2 separate regions of the Mus musculus genome follow, and region 1 is linked to region 2. A link is a loop called in an ENCODE intact Hi-C map of the cell type or tissue named here. Cell type or tissue: heart. All regions are shown on one strand. Links, peaks and the distances in the headings refer to the core of each region. The heading gives the core; the rest is flanking DNA. Region 1 overlaps Zfp329 (zinc finger protein 329). Region 2 holds the start of Zfp128 (zinc finger protein 128).

The links. A loop is a pair of places that touch in the nucleus more often than their neighbours do. Peaks named below come from ENCODE experiments on the same cell type or tissue, not always from the same donor. Only the 100,000 strongest peaks of a DNase experiment are listed, where the experiment ranks them.
Region 1: it touches region 2 in a loop (2.2-fold over the local background); 3 of 42 quality-filtered maps call a loop at or near these places.

Annotation. Positions count from the first base shown.
Region 1 is chr7:12,796,564-12,807,429 of GRCm38, forward strand. Zfp329 (zinc finger protein 329) reads right to left here. Exons shown (of 2, transcript NM_026046.3): 2 at 7,215-10,866. It also overlaps a transcript of Zscan18 not described here and the pseudogene Gm18194. Among named protein-coding and RNA genes, the nearest start is that of Zfp329, 17 kb to the right of the region's middle. In heart, for the core only: no CTCF peak of the experiment used is centred there; a DNase peak (open chromatin) is centred at 7,078; H3K4me3 peaks cover 1,587 bases; H3K27ac peaks cover 2,546 bases.
Region 2 is chr7:12,875,365-12,886,912 of GRCm38, forward strand. Zfp128 (zinc finger protein 128) reads left to right here and starts at 5,814. Exons shown (of 4, transcript NM_153802.4): 1 at 5,814-5,996; 2 at 9,279-9,405; 3 at 9,659-9,754. The coding sequence starts at 5,931. In heart, for the core only: a CTCF peak has its summit at 5,818; a DNase peak (open chromatin) is centred at 5,757; H3K4me3 peaks cover 1,712 bases; H3K27ac peaks cover 1,014 bases.

The DNA.
Region 1 (10,866 bases), core at 2,867-10,866, 78 kb before region 2:
AGGAGCAAAATAATTCCAGTTTATTAGAGATATAATGTCTCATGGGTTATATTCCATGGACTAGATGGTGAGTTGCTATGTTTTCAAACTACACTTGAGTATAAATTTTAACAGTAACTAAAGAGATGCTGATAGTCACTGCCACTCCTGTTCACTGAGTCTCCCAGAAATTGCTACAGTGTGACGTCTCTGTATTTAACCTGGGAAAATGGTGCACTGAAAATTTCTCCTGTTGGAACACCTAGCAAAAGACCTCATGCATAGTGACTCCTGCTGCTTGGTCAGGGAGGGGCTCTTCCTGAAGGCTTTGCCACAGTAGTTAAAACTCCACCAGGCTTCCAGCAGAGGCAGTATGAATCCTCTGATGCCTGGCAGAGGCACTCTTTGTACATGAGGGACTTCTTTCTGTTAAGGATTTTGGTTGCTTTTGGTTTTTTTGTTTGTTTGTTTTCCTTAACATGCAATGAGGTGACCACTGCCATTGAAGGATTTTTCCAACTCTACCCACTTCCCAGTCTCTCTCCAATGTGAATTCTATACTTAATAAGGTATGAGCCACCAATGAAAGCCATTCCACACTCCACACATTTTGTCCTATGTGAATTCTCAGATGCATAATAAGGCAGGAGACTCCAGGGGAATGCTTTTCATACACATTACATCTGCACAGCTCTTCTCCAGTATGAGTCCTATGGTGAAAAACAAAGAAAGAACGGAGGCTGGTGGACTTCCCAGAATGGACACATCACAGTCAGCATCCCCCATATGGGTCCTTTCATGCTTCATGAAAGCACAGAGAACACTGAAGGATCCCTGTACTTAATGAACTCTGAAGGCTTTCCCACATTTACCACGACTTGAAGGACTCGTCTCCCACAGGAATTCTTTGACGCACAGTCAGGTTATAATTGTTGAAGAAGAATTCTCCAGTAATAGGCCTCTTTCGACTGAGACTGAGACAAGACTTCTTGTTCTGTTCTGAGTACCGCCCCAAAATCAAAGGCGAGCATCCTGGCTTATCCATTGGTGATGTTGCAAAGAAACTAGGAGAGATGTGGAACAACACTGCAGCAGATGACAAGCAGCCCTATGAGAAGAAAGCTGCCAAGCTGAAGGAGAAGTATGAGAAGGATATTGCTGCCTACAGAGCTAAAGGAAAACCTGATGCAGCGAAAAAGGGGGTGGTCAAGGCTGAAAAGAGCAAGAAAAAGAAGGAAGAGGAAGATGAGGAGGAGGATGAAGAGGATGAGGAAGAGGAGGAAGACGAGGAAGATGAAGATGAAGAAGATGATGATGAATAAGTTGGTTCTAGCGCAGTTTTTTTTTCTTGTCTATAAAGCATTTAACCCCCCTGTACACAACTCACTCCTTTTAAAGAAAAAAAGAACATCATGTTGTAAGTATTCATCTTTTGGCATCCAAGAAGAGAGAGGGGGAAGAGGGAAATGGAGAGAGAGAAAGAGGGGATGAAGAAGAGGAGAAGGAGAAGGAGGGAGGAATAGAGATAAAATGGCTCAGGACAAGGCAGCCTTCAAAAGCACATCTCAGTGGTCCATTCCCAACCAACCCTCCCATCCCAGCTCCCAAACTTTCTACCAACTCAAGCTAGCTAGCGCCACCAGCTGGGGAGCAAACCTTCAACACAAGAATCAACTGGTGACAGTGGAAACTTTTAGACCTCAAGAGCTGCATAGTCCGAACATATTATTTGGGCACCCTTGATCTCAGGGGACAATAGATGCTTCAGTAACAAGTGCAAAGTCAAAATGAGTTTGACTCCAAGGTCAGGAGACATAGGTGTGATGGAAAAAGATGTCATGTGTTTGTGGGCAGGTGCGGAGGGATGTGCTTCCCAGAGGAGGTGACCTTGAGAGTCTGGGGTCAAGGATATTCTTGTGCTACATGTTTGGAACGGAGATAACTGAGGCAGACAACAGATGGTCTCCAGGAACTATTAGTCTCTGTACTTGCCTGAGAGTCTGTAGCAGCTGTGGTTGGTCATGGGAGATCTTTAGTGCACTGCAGTACAGGTAGAACTAGGGTGCAGCTATGATAGTGGTGATGTTGGAGAAACCTACCCCAACAAATTTTGTATCAACTGATTATCAAAAAATTGAAATGTAAGGCTGTGTAAGATTTGTTTTTAAACTGTACAGTGTCTTTTTTTGTATAGTTAACACACTACCGAATGTGTCTTTAGATAGCCCTGTCCTGGTGGTATTTTCAATAGCCACTAACCTTGCCTGGTACAGTCTGGGGGTTGTAAATTGGCATGGAAATTTAAAGCAGGTTCTTGTTGGTGCACAGCACAAATTAGTTATATATGAGGACAGTAGTTTGGTTTTTTGGTTTTTTTTTTTTCTTTTGGTTTTCTTTTTGGGTTTTATTTTTTTCATCTTCAGTTGTCTCTGATGCAGCTTATACGAAGATAATTGTTCTGTTAACTGAATACCACTCTGTAATTGCAAAAAAAAAATTGCAGCTGTTTTGTTGACATTCTGAATGCTTCTAAGTAAATACAATTTTTTTTATTTAAAAAAAATGTATTTCCAAATGGTATAGACAAATTAAATATATATGTGAGTAAACATATATATAAATGCAGCCATATTCATATGTAAATATGTGAACATATATGATCTTATAAATATGTATATAATACACATAAAAATACATATAAACCCATTACATATACATGTCAAACTCACAAATATAGGTATATGAACATGTACATAGCATAATATCAGCACATAATATATAACTGTTACATGTATTAACTGCTAAATTTACACAAAGGACAATGAGTTTCACTACTCTTTTACAATCTTATTATAATATTTCAGAAACGTGTCTAAACACAAAGTAGATGGGAAAGATGTAAATGCTTCTGGGAGAAGTACTCTACTATGGTCAGCATTCATTAAGGACTTGGCAAGAACAAATTTAGTAACATACTTCCCAGAAGGCGTCTAGTAGATGGTTACAAATGAGTTCACTAGCTAGAGCCTTAAGAAATCCATCAATTTACTTAACCTGAGAAAACTACTAACTTAAAAAAATCTTACAGACATGTTTTGAAGCAGCAGAGAACAGGAAAGCCAAGAATTTCAGCCTCTAAGAAGTGAGACTAGGATATAGCAGAGTGTTCAAACCACAGGCTATGCTGGCCAAATATGGAATATGTTGGGCTTCCAGCTGCTACCAGCAGCTGACAAGTGATTCACGGTCAAGGCTATTTGACCTCTTTACTACATGTGCCAAATATGCTTCTAAAAGTTCCAAGTAAATTTTTAAAAAGGGCATTTTCCCAATATTTTACTATTAAAACTGATTACAGGCTTTAAGGGGTATTGTTAAAATTGAGATTCCTGAGGAGAAAAGATCAAGTGTACAGCTCACCAATTAAAGCAAGCTATATTTAGCTGTTAATCCCGGACTGGACAGCACTGCAGACCGGTCAGAGAGGCAGCCCCTGCTGGCCTCTTGAAGTCCCTCTTATAGGAGAGATAAGGTGTTTTAAGCAATGAGAGGGTTAGCTGTTACACATTGTTAGAAGGATACAAGGAAAATGGAAGGGGCAAAGGCAAGGATACAGATCAAGTGAACGGGGTTACAAGCAATTTACATCAGACCTAAGAAACAGAGTCTTACTCAGAATTACAACAAGAAACCTTATTTAGCAAGGATGTAACACAGAACAAACGGAGACTTACCCCTTAACTAGGACTTAACATAGATTTACAGAAATGTCTTAATTATAAATAGAAACCTTATTTTGCAAGGACATAACACGGGACCAACAGAAACTTCTTAATTACAATTAGAAATCTTAACTTGCAAGAAAATTTTTTTTAACTGTGTTAATTGTTATTAGTTCTGAGCTCTTAGCCTGCAAGGTATATCATCCCTTTTTGGGGTCCCATTAATTTGCCAGGTATATTGCTCCTGTTTGGATCTCATGGTATATTAATGGTAAAAGCACTTGCTTAACAAATGTGAGGCCCAGTGTTCAATCCCCAATACTGCAAATAAATAAATATAAATAAATACACCACCTCACTATAAAATAATGTAATATGTACTCATTGCAGGAAATCTGAAAAAATATACAAAGTGTTAAAAAGCACAAAAATCATCCATAATGTCAGTAACAAGTCACAAGTACATGAAATTCTGATCCTAGCCTACCTAGAGGGTCATTTAACATAGTTTGGAGTCAAACTGCTTATTCAACTTGGATGTCTACCATGCTTAACATTATAGTATAAGTAGTTCCTACATCATTAACATATTTTGCTTAGCATAAAAAAACTGTGAATTCTCTTTAGAAATTGATTCAAATGATTCCAAGGTATTATGATGAAATTTTTAAAAAATTAAGTGAAAGGTTATGTGCTGGGTTAACAACAGCCTTTATTTTACTGTGACACAAAATGAAATTTGAAAGAACCATCAAAGGAGCTCATCTCTAGTAAATACAATTTCATCACACATTAACTCTAATTATGCATCTAAACAGTTCACTATGTAACTGTGTTTGCTTCAAATACATAAATATATATAACATGATATACAGATGCATAAAGATTTCACACTCATATATACATACATACACATATGAACATACAGATGTATGTGATACACACATGTACACACAAAATTCCATATAAACCCACAAATAAAATATGTCGTACACACAAATACAGACTTAAGCATACACATAACACCATAATGCATAACTATTACATATTACGAGTAGTAAATTTAGATGATGGACAAGGGATCAAACAAGTTGAAAAATCATCAGGCAATAAAAATGTGTTTCATAAGGACAATGGTCAAGTGTCTCCTATCGTACTGCTACAAACAAGGGAAAAAAAAAAAAAAACCACTAAAAAGTCTGTGTGTCGTGATGGTACAAATTATAGTCCTGGTACTCAGAACGCTGAGGCAGGAGGACTATGAGCTCAAGGCCAGCCTAAGCTACACAGAAAGTTGTAGGCTAACCTGTGCTACACAAGCCCATTTCAGAGCAAAACAAAACCTGAAAACTTGTATGTTCACAACAGGGTAAGGAATACAAACAATTTAACTCAACATCTCTATAAGGTGACTGGTTTCAGACCCTGGACAAGGGTCTAAAATGCATATTTTACATATCAAAGCAAACCTGGCCTCCAAGTTCTCCCAGCATCCCTTAGTCTCTACCTGGTAGACCCTGCCACCAACGTTGAGCTTTATAGCCCAGGGGTTGGGCTGCCCTTCCACTAGAGGCTCCTCCCTATATAATCCAGACATTTTTTCATTTTGCCCTCCTCTTCTTCTCCTCCTCCTCCTCCTCCTCCTCCTTTTCCTCTCCTCCTCTTCTCTTCCTTCCCTTATCTCTCTGTGCTTGCCCTTTCTCTCATTCTCCTCCCCGACCCCCAGTCCCCATGGCGACTCTTCTGGCTTCAATCCTTGGGGCCAGTGAACTTGCCCAAGAGCAGCCTCATAATAAACCTATCTTTAATATAATATAATATAATATAATATGGCTTGAATTGGCTCATTTCACCTGGGGCAAAGAGATAACTTAACAGTGACTCCTCTCCTCAGGAAAAACAGTGCTGAAAACCGGAGTCAATTGGTGAGAAAATCAAGCGGCAAAGTTCAAACTACAGCAAGCATATCAACTCCACATATTCACACACCACACTGCTTGAGGCAACATGTATTCTAAAAGAGAAAGCTCTACAGTGGCCTGGAGACGCTGGGACAAAATGCTGGATGCACTGCACACCCACTCTGTGATCTTGCAGTCACAGAGACAGCCTTTTGTCATTCACTCAGCAAAAGTTTACTGAACTCTTAACTGTGTGCCTGGCTCTCTTCTAGGCAACGATGTTTAAGCATGGGACCTGATTTTGCACTGTAATGGAAGAGAAGTCGAAGAACAAAACATACCACTCTTACCATCAAATACTCGATCTACAAACTTAGGGTCAGATCTGTATTTGTTTTCTGGGTTAGAGATACCTGTTCCATTCTCTTGCCGCTACTTATAAAGCCAAGCAAAACTCAAAGAACGCACTGCCCAGGGTGGCAGACTTGTGCTCTGACTTCTGCTTTGATGTAGGTTCCTGGGCCCATACCCAAGCTTGTGAGGACTCTAGCGATTGCGGAGCTGAAGTTATCGTGGTTTAAATTGGTCATGATTTTGACAAGTTCCCCTGCTGTCTTGTGAGAACACAAGCGAGGAGGTGGTTGGATTCTGGGAATTTCTTAGAGGTAAAGGAAAGTATTTTGAAAACACAATGGGGAAAGTGTGTGACTAATAGAAAAAGAAAAAGCAAAACAAAACATCGAGGTGAATGCTGAGGAATTGAGAGAAAGAAGTCAGTTACAGAGAATACACTAGATGCTGAACTAAGAACTCACTTAAGTCAGGGATGTCTGACCTCGGAAAGGAGTGGATATCAGGGGCCTGTGGGTAAAGACAACCCAGTCCATGCCTGTATTGGCAGGTAGGGAAAGGCAACACTCAGCAGGGAGAGAAGGAAGACCTCTAGGAAGAGAAACAAAACACACACAGGTGCTGGGAGGGAACGCTGTCTATATGAGGAAAGGGATGGAGGGAAAGCAGAAAAAGGTCTGGTGGGCAGAAAGGCACAGAGAAGAAAGCTTGGGAGTGGACACAGAACACAGTAGGGATTCCAGTCCCTAATCCTGAGACCCAGAGGAGGAAGGGAGGGGGAGGAGCTGCGTCTGCGAGTGCACTTGGAGGGAAAGCAGCAAGATGCACACAGGCGGAGGAGTGCGAACCTCAGGGAGTCTGACCCAGAGTAAGAAGGAACCATTCTCCGCGTCCTGCGGGCCGAGGACGCACGTGACATTACGCACAACAAAAGGCCGCCAGCCCACGCTCAGCGCTAGATCCCAAGATGCCCAGACACGCAGGTCTAGGGCTCTGCTTCGCCTCTGCGGAAGGGGGAGGGGGGCGGACAACAAAGGACGAAGACACCACCTAAGAACCAGGGAGTCGCCCACTCACCTCCTTGGGCTCAACTCCCACGTGGGACGCTAGAGGTCTGCGCGTGCTCGCCCCAGGCTCCCGGATGAGGTGTTCCTGAGCTGCCTGACGTCACTAAAAGCTGAGTGAGGCTATCCCGGATAACCAGATCCAAGGCCGCAAGAGCGGACGCTTCCTTTTCCGTTGCTGTCTCGAGCTCTGCAGCTTTTAGTCCCGGCAAACTGCTGAGGCTTAATGAAAGGAAAACCTCGAGCCACCTGTCCCAGACTGCGCGAACCTCCTACGAGAGGTCATCCTTTTGCAATAGTACCTACCTACCCCTGTCTCCCCACCCTCCTTATGCGGGATGTGACCCAGGGCGCCCAGCGAGTCCAGCGCCCTTCCATTTGTTATCCCTAGGTAATCCCTAGGGATTGCCTTTCCTCAGCAATTAAAGAATTTAAAAGCAGGAAAAATCTCTAAGGTGACAGCAGCAAGGAAACTGAAACGTAGCACGCAGGAGCAGACAGAAATCAGCCCATTCAGAAGAGATTTTACTAGGGGGTAAGGAAGAACACAGAAAAGACGCTCTGTAAAGCAACCCAGCTTCCTCTCCGAGACAGTTTTTTCATCTTTTGACTCTTAAGTTTGGAGAGTTCGGTTTGAAGACAGGACAGGTGACTACAAAATGCAGTTGCTTATCAACTAGTTACCTGTCAACACCTGTACTATTCATCCAGCTACAGTATCCTGGGATTTCTATAACATGTAATGAATTTGGACACTGCCATGAATTTATTGGCTATTTGAATTTCCTCTTTCAAAACGGCACAGAACCAAAGCGTTTTCGCACATTTTCAATGAGGTTTTTTTTATTTTTTTAATCTTTGAGATGCTGGATCCTTAACATATTTAACTATGAGCTACAATGGTCTCTTTTTTTTATTGTCATTTCACTTATATGGACTTTCTGATGCATATGAATTCTTAAATTTACTATAACCTTTCTCTGATACCCATTTCACTTTAAAATGTTTGCCTATCCAAGATGACAAAAAAAAAAAAAGTTTGATATTCTCAACTAGAAGCTTCAAGCCGCCTTTCCATTTAAATAGTTTGTCTATCAAACTATAGCCCCTGGATAAATGCTACTCCGAATCTTGTGGTTTTGGACAAAGAGTATTTTATTATAGTTTTGTCTTTTGGTTGTTTGGGGTTTTTTTGTTTTGTTTTGTTTTGTTTTTTGTTTTTGTGGTTTTTGCAACTGAGTTTATGTAGTCCATGCTGATTGGAACTTGTGGCAATCATCCTGTTACTGCCTCTAAGCGCTGAGATTTACAAGTAAGCACCACCAGTCTGGCTTACTTTAAAAAATGAAACTGAATCTTCTGTAATTTTCACTGTGAAATACAATTTTTAAAAAATCAGAGTCCATATGTAAAACTTTATTGGACACATCCACACACATTTGCCTACAAATCATCTATAGCTCCTTCCACATTACAGTCATCGGTGGCTGAGTAGTTGCAGCGGAAATGATATTGAACACAGTTTAAAATACAACTTTTCCCTTGCAGAAAAAAAAAATGCTGATCTGTGGGATAAGGTATAGATTTTAACTATATAAATTATTTTCCCCAAACCACAAGAAAACACTTCACACCACTAGGGCAAAAAAAATAAATTAATATTGGTAAGGACATGAAGAAGTCAAAGTAGTCATACATCAGTCAAACGTAAAGTGAACATCATTTCCTCAAAAAAGCAAACAAAGATCCAGCAATTCCACTCCTAAGCATCTACCCAAGAGTACTGAAAATTTATTGGCACATGAGTTTGTATGTTTTTAGGACAGCACTATTCTTAGTAGCCAAAAAAAAGGAAGCTGAAATGTCCATCAACCAATAAGCAAGATAAGGTTTTAATCATATGGCAAAATATTTTTCAGCCACAAAAAGGACCTTGAACATACAACATGAACCTTTAGAACATTATGCTAAATGAAATGAAGTTACAAAGGGCCACATGTCTTATTTTTCCATTGATCTGCAATGTAAAGAATTGGCAAATGCACAGTGAAAAGAGACTGGTGATTGACAGAGTCAGAGGAATGGGAGGATGCTAATATGTACAAAGGGCTTTTCTATGGATAATGAAAAATTTCCTCACAACCACCCATAATGAAATCTGATGCCCTCTTCTGGTGTGTCTGAAGATAGCTACAGTGTACTTGTGTTTAATAATAAATAAATCTAAAAGAAAGAAAGAAAGAAAGGAAGGAAGAAAGAAAGAAAGAAAGAAAGAAAGAAAGAAAGAAAGAAAGAAAGAGAGAGAAAGAAAGATGTCCTGAAATTACAGAATGGAAGTGACTCAACTTGTGAGAATATCATGAACCACTGAATAGTCCCTTTAATTTTAAAAACTTGAACACTAGTCTATTTTATCAGAAATGACCATTAATGCTGAATACCTATGGTTATTAAAGCATAGATACAAGTATAAACTTATTTACTTGGTTTTTTTTTTTTTTTTTTTTTTTTTTTTTGGCTAGGACTTCATTGTTCATATTCTGAAACCATTATCTTCAGAATCATAGATTAGATGTTTTCCTGTAAATGGGTTTACCCTTGCACAAAGCTTTGTTCTCCATACCTGTCTCTGCAATGAAGCCATTTCTTTAACTGTGTGTGACTCATGAAGACGTTCCATCTCTGACTTGTTCCTCCCTGTAACTCACATGGTGGAAGGTTTCTCATCCCTAAATCCTAACCTCTTGTTGCATGACATCATACCCCTTACATATCACACATGTAATTGCCTTTCATTGGGAAAGGAAATGAATGATCAAGCTTTTTAAAACTGTAATCATATTTATCCAACATAGACACCCCATCCCCTTTCTCAGCTTTACTTTTCTCTCAGGCATCAACCACCATCTGATACATGCTGTGCAATTATTCTTCTCCCCTGCTGAACTGCAAACACCTTGTTCTGCCTTCTGCTACAGTACCAACTCTTACTGCACGTACTCCATACAGTTGCTGAAATAAGAAAGACATGAAGTTGATGAGCAGTCTGCAGGCAGGCATACTTGAGCACTGATAACTTGAAAATCAAAAGGATATAGGTTAATGTTAACTAGTTAAGACACTGAGCATAATTTTAAATGTTCCCCATCTCCATGTTGGAGGTAAAATCTGCTCTGGCACTGACACATTCTTGGGCTCCAGACATGCTTGATGAGGCTGAAATATGCCTCCTTCTTGGCCAACCAAGCAGACGGGGATGGGATTAAAGTTACAAGAAAGTTACTCTATCTTTTCTGAGATTTCTTTCCACAAATGGCTACTTACAGAACTTATTTTATTATTATTTCTTATTGTTTGGGTCAGGGTCTCACTATGTAGCCCCTAGCGGTCCTGGAATTCACTTTGTAAACCAGGCTGGCCTCAAACTCAGAGATCCACCTGCTTCTGCCTCCTGAGTTCTGGCATTAAAGGTGTATGCCACCATGCCCATGAACATTCATAGTATTTAAATCTCTAAACGAGTAATAAAATTCAAGGCTGTTAAAGTGGTGAACTCACAGAGGCCAACAGAGGCAAAATAAGTCTTCTTTTCCTTTAAAAAAAAATTGTTGCTATGGAGTGGAAAGGGTTGGTTTACTTAACTTGCTTGGTAAAAGAACACACTTCTGTCAGGAGTCTAAAAAGAACTATCAAGTGAAGTTTATCACCTACAGATAATATAACAAATTACCACAAAAAAAAAAAAAAAAAACCCAAAAACAAAAACAAACAAACAAACAAAAAAAACGTGGCTTAAAACCGCACATCAGGTATTCAACAGACTGTAAGGACAGGAATAGTTCCTTCTGG
Region 2 (11,548 bases), core at 1,660-9,659:
CTATTTTTAGATATAATGTTAGGCAATACCAGAATTATATCTATTTTTAGATATAATGTTAGGTAATACCCATGGGGTATTTTAAAGTATCTTCAAAATACCTTAAAAGGAGATTTTTAGAATAATGGTTATCTATTGATCCCAAGTAACATGCTAATGCTACCTGCCAATTATTATCATCATGGAACAAATAACCAACCTGCATTTTATTTAATGGCACAACCATTTCTGTAGTCTCTTTACCAGTAAGTGGTTTAAGATGTGCCCTGCCCATCATTATCAAATCTATGATTTCTTATAAATAAGGAGTTATAGATCAGTGTAGCGAGTTATGACATTATAAATTTCTGTAACACCATTACCCTGTTGATATATAATCCCTGTAAGTGATGAGGAGGAAAGATACACAGCTGATGAAGAAGTAGGGAGTTAATTCTATGAGCTACCACTTTAGCAGAAGAATTATTTAATATACCAATAACTTTCTCTGTTTCAAGTTTTTTAATGGAGTTTAACCAAGTATCTTAGTTAGGGTTTTACTGCTGTGAATAGACACCAGGGCCAAGGCAACTCTTATAAGAACAACATTTAATGGATTACAGGTTCAGAGGTTCAGTCCATTATCATCAAGGCAGGAAGCATGATAGTACCCACACAGACATGGTGCAGGAGGAACTGAGAGTTCAGCATCTTGTTCTGAAGGTAAACAGGAGAAGACTGGCTTCCAGGCAGCTAGGATGAGGGTCTTAAAGCCCATGCCCACAGTGACGCACCTACTCCAACAAGACTAGACTTCTTAATAGTGCCACTCCCGGAGCCAAGCATATTCAAATCACCACATCAAGAGTCTCCAAAGGGGCTAGAGAGATGGCTCAGCGGGTAAGAGCACTGGCTGCTCTTTCAAAGGTCCTGAGTTCAAATCCCAGAAACCACATGGTGGCTCACAACCATCCGTAATAAGGTCTGACACCCTCTTCTGGTGTGTCTGAAGACAGCTATACAGTACTTAGATGTAATAATAAATAAATCTTTAAAAAAAGAATGTATCTAATTTAATATAGCCCAAAGCTCTTTTTTCTAAGTAACTGGGGGTACATTGTTTGTGAAAGTTTAAGGTGATAGCAAATTTGTTGTTAAGTTTTTTTTTAATATATCCTAAATAATCATTAGGTAATTTTTGTTGCTTCTTTTGTTTTGTTTTGTTTTTCAAGGCAGGATTTCTGTCATGGAACTCACTGTGTACACTAGACTGGCCTTGAACTCACAGAGATCTGCCTACCTCTGAGTCTCAAGTGTTGGGATCAAAGTTGTGCCACCATGGCCCAACAAGGTGATTGTTTTGTATTTTACCTGAAGTTGTGTTTAAATTTTGCTCTTTTAGTTTGCTTACCATGAAAGCTAGGCACTGATTTAAGTATTCACTAGATACGTGAAAGGGGAGAATATCATCCACATAATGACCAATACTTTTGGAAATTAAATTAGCACCAGCTTAAATGCTTTGTGTACATAATATTGACATATAGTGGGGCTATTTTTCATCCTTTGTAGTAAAACTTTCCATTGATATTGTGTTAATGGCTGCTGACTGTTTAAAGTAGGAACAAAGAATGCAAAATGTTCCTTATCCTCAGGATGTAAAAAAAATAATGAAAAAGTCTTTTAAGTCAAGTATAACAATGTCCTTGAGGAATCATAGGGCCACCATTGCTTTCATAGTAGCATTTATGACCTCAGATCATTTGACAGCTAAATTTTATTCTTTGTCCTTTTATGAATTACAAAAATAGTGGAGCTCCAAGGAAACTAGCGAAAGGTTCTATATGTCCTAGTTACAATTGTTCCTGTACTAGAGGTTTGGTCTGTTTTAATTTGTCGTCATGAAGGAGCCATTGATCAATTCATAGTAGGTCATCAGAGATCCACTGTAGTTATAAAGGCTGTTTGGATGGCCCTTGATCAATGACCCCAGTTAGGGGGGTTATATTTTCTTACATTATAATAGCAGTAAGTTAGTAAGTTAGTAGTTAGTACTGCTTGCATTTGTTGTAATAATATATCTCTTTACCACAAGTTACATAAAAGTCCTGAAAAAATACTGCAGTTCAAGAAGAATCTTTAAGGCTCCAACATCTTGTAGTGGTGGGCCACTACACATTGGCCAGTGTGGGGACCTTTTCACTTGATGACTGTGGTGATTTGAATATGCTTAGTCCATGGGAAGTGGCATTATTAGGAGGTGGCCTTGTTGGAGGAAGTGTGTCACTGTGTAGGTGGGCTTTGAGGACTCTTAGTGCTCAAGTTCCTCCCAGTGCAAAAGAGACAGTATCTCCTGGTTGCAGTAGGATCAAAATGTAGAACTCTCAGCTCCTGTCTACGTAGAAGCTGTCATACTTCCTGCCATGATGATAATGGACTAAACCTCTCAACCTGTAAGCCAGCTCCAATTAAATGTTGTCCTTTATAAGAGTTACCTTGGTTGGGTGTCTCTTCACAGCAATGCAAACCAAACTAGGACAATGGTAATAACTGAATGATCTGCCTTAGTATCTAGAATGACTGTAAAGCTGTGATTCTCAACCTTCCTAATGTTGCAGCCCTTTAATACAGTTCCTCATGTTGTGGTTGACTCCCAATGATCATAACTGTAATTTTTCTACTGCTGTGAATTATAATGTGTGTGTGTGCGTGTGCGTGCGTGTGTGTGTGTGATATGTTCAGGCTATCTGACCCCAAAGGAGTTGTGACCCATGGGTTGAGAACCACTGTTCTAAAGAAACAGTTTTCAGCTCAACATAGAATGTCCATCTTCTGATAACAATCTTATCTATAAAACTAAGGAATTTATCCCTACTGCATTAGATCCTGCTGATCCTCCTGAATGACTAGATATTGAGTTTTGAGCCTGGTTATCTGGGTCAATTTCTCCCTCATTCCTAGGGTTGAGTGTTGCTCCCTTGAGAGCTTTAAGATTTACTATCCTTGTCTGTGGGAAGCCATTGCAGAGTGGCAGTTACAGAGTGGCAGTTGCAGAGTGGCAGTTGCAGAGTGGCAGTTGGCTACTGCTGGCCACCACACATACATAGGCAGTAAAGGTTCTTTTGCCAAGATGAGGTTTTGAGAATTAACCAAAGTTAACCAATCAGATGAGAGACAAGTTAACCAATCAGATGAGAGACAAGTTAACCAATCAGATGAGAGACAAGTTAACCTATCAGATGAGAGACAAGTTAACCAATCAGGTGAGAGAGAACGCCTCTCCTAGGCCTATATAAGCAGCGCCAGTTCTGGGCTTGGGGTCACTTCGACTCTGCAATCAAGCTCTCCCAATAAACGTGTGTGGAAGGATCCTGTTGCAGCATCGTTCTTCCTGGCCAGTCAGGTGCACGCAAGACTTGCCAAATTTGGATCAACTTTCCTTAGCCTAATGTTTTCCTTTTTTTTTTTTTTAACATCATAGACAAAGGTAAGAGGCAGGATTACTAGAATACTTTTGCATTCATTTTTCAAATGTCTTTTATTTCCCAATTCAAAATAAGACCCTTTTTGAAAAGGTTTTTGAATAGCTTCTACAGTGGCTGCTACAACTTGAGAGAAGCTGCCAATAGCTTGAGTGGCTGTTAGCCAATTTCTAACAATCACCATGTTTTACTGGTGCTGTAGCAACTCTACACTGGTGGCTCCATCAAACCCAACCTGCCTGATCAGGTTTATCACCATCAAAGTTTTCACCAAATTGTGCTGTGCTTAAATATGCCTAAAATAAACTATTTGGGGTCAGACTTCCAAAGTTTGAACCAACACTAACTACTTAGTCCTGTTGTGCCTGAGCTACCCTTTAGCCTCCTGTGGATCATTACTTTGCTGGCTCTGGTGACTGCAAGGATTCCGGCAGGTCCCAGTGTCATACTTCCTCCAGCATGGTTGCACCCCAAAGAGCATCATCCCCAACTGTTCTAATGCCTGAGACTACAGGGAAATATCTCATTCAAACCCACTGCACTGCTTGAAACTGAGGCAGGTGAGCATAGGAGATAGTTTAGTACACTAAGACCCCCATCCCCTATTTGATTTGAGATTATGAAGACACAGTCCTCTTGCAGTAACACACTTGGGAGCCTTCAGTGTCACATACTATACACACACACACACACCTCTCCAAACAATGCCTCTAGTAACCTCAGAACTTCTAGCTATATCAGGCTACCCATACTTCCATCTCTGAACAGTAGTATAAGTTTTCCCGTCCTTGGCAATGTTCAAATTAGACAGTTTCCATTCAAGTATATTCTCAGCATTGTCTGTGTATGAAGAATGGAAAAGCTGATCTGGCCTGACCTAGTTTCAGATGCATACACAAGAAAGGAAAACTGTGCCCTCTGTTACTTTTAGGGAGACCCTCCTATTTACCTTATGCTGATACATAAGGGCACACTTATGTTTAAAATCAGATGCATTATAAAAAGGACATGCACAGTAGAGAAAACGAATATATGACTTACTCTATCAATCAGAGTAGAGAACCACCCAAACTACATATCTAGTAATCAGCACCCCCTTCTCCTGAACCCTATAAAAGGAAGCCCTGAGCAATAATCTGGACACTGAGAATCTTCACTCCCATAACTCATTGTCAATCTTTAATAGCATACCTACATAATATGTAATTTCACTTTTACTCAAATAACATTATCTTACTTTTTTTCTGTAAGCTCTTAAATTCAATTCTTTGGAAAAGAGGCCAAGAACCTAGAAATGCCCAGCCCAGACCCAGAGCACCAGTTATGACACTACTGTCATTGTCAGACTGGTGAGGAAGATGCCAGGAGAGAACAAAGGAAACTACTAGGCTGAAAGGAGGGAGAGACAGAGAAGGGAGGATGAGAATAAAAGGACCTGCTGTTTGCTGGACTGCAGCTCTGTATTAGAGCACTTACCACTCTTGCATAAAGACCTAGGTTCAATATCCAGTACTGGGGAGTGGGGATAGTGGAGGAAGGGCAGAGCCTGCTGTTCTACACCTGATAGTCTCTGTCTCTTTAAGGGTATAGTGTATTTTTGGTCTTTTTCTATTACATCATCAACCTAGTGAAAACTAGCAAAAGCCCATTGTTTCCTTCCTTCTTTCCTTCCTTCTTTCCTTCCTTTCTCTCTTTTCCTCTTTCTCTCTTTCCTTCTTTCTTTCCCTTTTCAAGGCAGGGTTTTGTAGCCCTGGCTGTCCTGGAACTCACTCTGTACACCAGACTGGGCAGGAATCAGAAATCTGCCTGCCGGGCAGCCGGGTGTGGTGGTGCACGCCTTTAATCCCAGCACTCAGGAGGCAGAGGCAGGCAGATTTCTGAGTTCGAGGCCAGTCTGGTCTACAAAGTGAGTTCCAGGACAGCCAGGGCTATACAGAGAAGAAACCCTGTCTCGAAAAACCAAAAAACCAAAAAACAAAACAAAACAAAAAAACCAACAAAACAAAAAATTCCAGCAGCAGGTCAGATTGACCAATTCTAACACCAAGACCTTGCCGCTGCGCGCCCAACTCACGGTGCAGATGCATATATGCCCTGAACTCAGCCGTCAGGGCGGGAGGATTATTTTCCAGGCAACTCGAAGCCCAAGTGATGCCCGCACCCGCAGGTAACGGAATGTAAGCTGACCTCTGCTGGTACCCAGACCTGATCCTTAAACAAGACCTGTGAGTGGTTGCACTCCCTTAGACCAGAGGCCAGGCCTTCCCCGATTGGTCAACGTTGGGCTGGCGCTAGCTTCCATTGGTTAAGTGCTGCGTCTCGGCGCGTGGCCTTCTGGGAATTGTAGTCTCAGTGTCCCTGGCGCTGCCGCCATTGTCCAGCGGGAGGCCAGTCGGGTGGTCCCCAGGACGGGGCTGAGTTTAAAATTAGGGTGTCCTTGGACGTCTGTGGCTAACCTGTTGGCCTGGAATGGACCACCAGGACAAAGCAGCAACAGTGGCAATGGCCTCGCGGCCGCAAGCAACACAACTTCAGGTAACAAAAAGGACAGATTGGACTCCGAGTCCTGCTGTCCCCGACAGAGTGACCTGTAACCCGCGGCGCTTTTTCCACAAGAGAAACAAGCGCTGTGGCTCAGCCTCCGAGCCTGGGTCCAAATCTAGTTCCCTCTGTGTGCATGCTTCAGCCTCCTGTCTGCGTGCCATGGGGTGGAGGGGAGGAGGGTGGTCATTTCCCTGAGGACTGACAGGCTCTGCTCAGGGGTTCGATCCCACTCTGGCCAACGCCCTCCCATTTATCCCGAAAGACGGTTCTCGGAGATGACAGGTGACTGGCTAGCATTACAGAGCAACCACATTGCGGGTACGGTCCTCAAAACATGTCCTAAGGCGCAGAATCAACCGACTTTTAAGGGAACCTCCGCACCATGACCCCTATTTTGCAAGTAAGGCATAACTTCACGGGGCAGAGGTACCAAGTTAGGAAAACAGAAGTAACTAGTAAGGGTCACGCCCTTCTGGGCCTTGGGAAAACTGGTAGGTGTGGCTATCAGTGTTTGTCTAGCTCCTGATCATCAAAGTCTGCACTTGTAGACAAATTGCTTATTCTGTTCACCGTAGTTCACCTAGCAGAAGCCAAGACCATTTCATACATAAGTTCTGCAACTTTGAAATTATGCTCTGGAGGTCAGGAGGTGGGTATTTGGTTTGCTTGGGGGAAATTTGCGTTAATTACATTTGGTGTGAAAAGTAAGCTTATGATAGTCTTAGATTGCAAATGATCAGATTCATGTCATCTCAGTTTTTCATGAAATGTGACCAGAGTGTAGAACTGAGAACTGAGGCCTATCAACAGCTATATGAATGAGCCATAGTGAAGGTGGATTCGCCAGCCCCAGTCAAGTCTCAGGTAACCGTCATGAGGCTGACAGTTTGTCAAGGAGTAAGCGATGAGACGGGCGGGAAAAGAGGTGTGTTTAATCAATCTGTTGTCGTGTTTCAGGTAGTACACACAAAACGTAGTGAGACCTGAAATAAACACTACTTCATGGTTTCTGATGGGGTAGGAAATCAAGAGTGACTTAGTTTATGGATCTACCCTAGGCTCTTAAAGTTATATTCAAAATGACAGTCCAACAGTTATTACTTGAGACTTATCAGAGCCTAGAAGACCCACTGTCAAGATAGTTCATTCACATGCTGTTGGCAGGAGAACTCAGTGTTTCTCCTTGTAGGCCTTGCTATGAAGCACTTAGGTCTCACTGTGTAAAGTGAAGTTTCCTATAGAGTGGTGTGATCCAGAAGATGGCAAGGTAGAAGCTGTGTTGTCACCTGTGACCTCAGCTCAGACTTTATGCTGTCATTTCCACAGTATCCTATCAGTTATAGAAGTCAGCATGGTTGCATGCAGATCGGGGGTGGGGAGGGGAGGGGGGGTTACTAAGGGGCCATTTTGGAGACTAGCCTCCACAGGAGCAAGGACCAAATAAGGAGACCCTAGAGGTCTAGTACATTAGTTTCTTGTGGTTGCTGTAGCAAGTATTTACAAAATGTGTGGCAAAAGACAATGTACATTGTAAGCCAAGAGTGGTGACGCATGCATATAATCCAGCAACATGAGTGACTGAGGCAGGAAGATGATAAATTCAAAGCCAGGCTGGACCCTCTCTCAGAATTAAAAAAAAAAAAAAAGGTGCGGGGAGGGTGGGGGGGACACAGTCTAGAGATGAGAAGTCAGAAATGAGCACCACTAAACTAAGCAGAGCCATACTTCCACCAAGTTCTAGGGGATGTTCTCTGCTTTTCCAACTATAAGAGCTGTAGCCCCGGCACTCCTTGCCTTGTGGCCTTTTATCTAGCCTTAGAGCAGCAATGTAGCATCTCGCTTAGGTGATCACATTACTTTCCAACTTCTCAAGTCTCACGCCTATCTCCTAAATGTGTGGTTGCATTTAGAGGCCACCCAGATAACTCAGGACATGTGCCTGTTTTGTCGTCTTTATCATATCGGCAAAGTCTATGTTACTATTGTAATATTCATAAGTTTCAGGAGCAGGTACCTGGATATCTTTGGGAGAGTGATCAGCCTTTATTGAAAAGTGACAAGAAGCCATTCAAGTGTCCAGAGCAGTGGTTCTCAATGCTGTGACCCTTTAATACAGTTCGTCATACTGTGGGGACCCCCAACCACAAAATTATTTTGTTGCTACTTCATGACTATAATTTTGCTACTGTTGTGAATCGTAATGTAAATATCTGATATGCAGGATATCTGATATGCAACCCCCAAAGGAGTTGCAACCCACATCTTTTTTTTGGGGGGGGGTTTCGAGACATGATTTCTCTGTATAGCTCTGGCTGTCCTGGAACTCACTTTGTAGACCAGGCTGGCCTCAAACTCAGAAATCTGCCTGCCTCTGCCTCCCAAGTGCTGGGATTAAAGATATGCGCCACCACTGCCCGGCTGCAACCCACATCTTAAGAAGCACTGTTTTAGGGACTGGTGGTGTAGCTCAGTGTGAAGAGTGCTTGCCTAGCATGTGGGACGTCCTAGCACCACACACAAAATGGAAAATCGGGGAAAGGTGTTGAGAAGGACTGGTATAGGGTTGGAAAGAACCTCTTGAACATTGGGTAAGATACTGAAAGCTGAGCGAAGATAGTAGGTTAAAAAGAGGGAGGGGGCAGAGATGGGACCTGGTGATCAAATAACAAATAATGCTGATGTGGCCTGGTCATCAATAGAAGAATGTGTAGAAGACAAAGATCTGATCACCTGAGGTTGCCTTCTGGCCTCTATACAGACATGCATACACACAAACACTCATAAACATACTCAAAAACAAAAAACCTAGTAGTCATATCTTTTTCTTTTAAGATTTATTTTTTATTATACATAAGTACACTGTAGCTGACTTCAGACACACCAGAAGAGGGAGTCAGATCTCTTTACAGGTGGTTGTGAGCCACCATGTGGTTGCTGGGATTTGAACTCAGGACCTTTGGAAGAGTAGTCGGTGCTCCTGACCGCTGAGCCATCTCGCCAGCCCTTCTAGCCATTTCTATATGTCATAAACCTGCATGTCTAGTCTGTCTGATCAGTCATAGGTCAGCTGTGTCTGGCTTTGTTGATCCTGCCAAGTGCTCTCATATGTTGTCATGGTAGCCCATGCCTACCCCATAGTGCTCCAGTAGGCTCCCAGTGAGGGCTGAGGCACATCAGTCAGAGTGTACAGTTTGTCAAGACCCCTGCCTGCCTGTTTCCTCTACCACAGAGTTAGATGGTCCAACTAATCGAGGTTGCCTGGAAATGTTTCAGGAGCCAGTGACTTTCCGAGATGTGGCTGTGGACTTTACCCAAGAGGAGTGGGGGCAGCTGGACCCTACCCAGAGGACTCTGTATCGTGATGTGATGCTGGAGACCTTTGGGCACCTTCTCTCTGTGGGTAAGTTCTGCTTCCCTAGCTATAGTGGTGGAATCTTCCTGAGTCATGATGGTGGGCCTCTAACATGGAGCTCTAACTTAACCTTGAGTCCTCATTCCCTGTAGGACACTCTTGTGTCCTTTCTGTCACAGACCAAAACCCTCATGTGACTGTGAGATACCCACATGTCCTGATGGTCAAGAGCCTGAGCTGCAGCCTGGGCTTGTTTTTCCCAGAGCAGCTTCCGACTTCCTGTGTCTCTTCCTATTTCCAGGTCCTGATCTTCCCAAACCTGCAGTTATCTCCCAGCTGGAACAAGGTGCTGAGCTGTGGGTGGCAGACAGAGGAGGCACCGGGGCCTGCCATCCAGGTAAGAACCCCACCAAATGGGTGCCCCCTAGTGGGGGGTGATTCCAGGAGGCCACTAGAGATGTACTTAGGAAGAATATGGTTTCATGGCCCTCAAACCTATTCCTCTTTTAGGAGCTTCACGGGACTTAGCATCAGACTAAAAGCTTTGGTTATAGCCAAAGATGCAAAGAAAAATCTGTGAAGGAAAAAGGCTTTAGGAGGCAAAGTCTAGAGCAGTGATTCTCGGCCTTCCTAACACCGTGACTCTTTAATACAGTTCCTCATGTTGTGGTGACCCCCAACCGTAACATTATTTCCGTTGCTGCTCCATAACTGTGATTCTGCTACTGTGATGATTTGTAGTGTAAATATCTGATATGCAGGACATCTGATATGTAACCCCCAGGTTGAGAACCACTGGTCTAGAGGCAGCAGATATGAGTTTCTAGATCTTCAGACTCTAGAGTCAGACAAGAATGTGCTCGGTTCCTCCAGCAGTGAGCTGTGATAGTACATGAGGGACCATGATCTCCAGGGAGGATGAGAGTCTGTCCTAGGGACACTGTGTCTAGCGCATACCATGATTCTGGTGCTTGAAATAAAAGTAGACAGGTGAACTTTTCTTACCAATTAGGATGGTGGGAACCCACCCCAAATCCAAGTCCCCTAACACTCCCAAAGGCCAGCAAACTGTGAGCAAACTTCTCGTAGACTGCCAGGTTAGCCAGATGTCTTGTATTTCTGGAGGGTCCACTGGGGCCTCACCCCCCTCTGCTCACAAAAGCCATCCACTTCCTCTCCAGCAGTGAGAGTCCTGCCTTGATTGTGTTTCTGCAGCATCTTACTTTCTAGGCCACACCCTTTCTCATTAGCATTCCCAGCATCCTCTTCCTGGCCTTCCATTCAGTTCTTGCACGCTGGATTCTGTAAACCTGTTCCTCATACCCTTCTATTCGTCTAATATCTAACTAGAACAGACTCTAGTTAGATATTAAACACTTGTCCTAGGACTGAAGGGTTGGCTCATTGTTAAGAGCTCTTGTTTTTCTTGCCAAGGACCAGGGTTCAATTCCCAGCACCCACCCAGGACCCCTGACTTAGCTGGCACTGGTGCTAGCTTGGCATTTTAGAAATGTGCTAGGGATAATGGTTCTAAGCTGCTCAGGGTTACAGTTTGACTACAATAGCTCTAGCCATCCCTTCCATGTTCCGGTGAGAAGTAAGGGAGGAGGTAGGAACAGGGCCACACATCTGTCCCCTGGTCCCAGTACTCTTTGGTCAGGCTTGGATTCCTTGCTCTTATCCTGACACTGTTTCCTAGAGAAGGTGGAAAGGAGAGGTCTAATACATAATAAATGGGCTGGTACACTGGGACTCTGACAGCTGGAATGAATATGGTATGGCTCTGGTGACATATAGCCAGCAGCCTGGAGTCAACCCTCCCAAATGCTTCAAGGGGTGCAGAGAGACAAACTGACCTCTATGAAGAGGTGTGACCCTCACTGTCAGGTTCGTGAGTCTGCAGCAGATCCATTTCTCCCTCCTTTATTGCTTGTTGCCAATGCTGCTTCCAACCGCTTTGTTGTCAGGAGCAAATCCGACTCATCTGGAGGAGTGCTTCTCACTGACAGCATATGCTATGACTGAATCTAGGTTCTAAAATAACGGAGCCTTGACTGGCTAGCGCAGCAGGTGTGGCATCAGAATTATAGCAGAGACTGTTAGTCATACATGTCCTAGAAGCAAAGGCCTCCAGAGAGTCCTGTTAGAATGGAAACATGCTTTGCATTAATACTTGTGTAGATGCCCTACT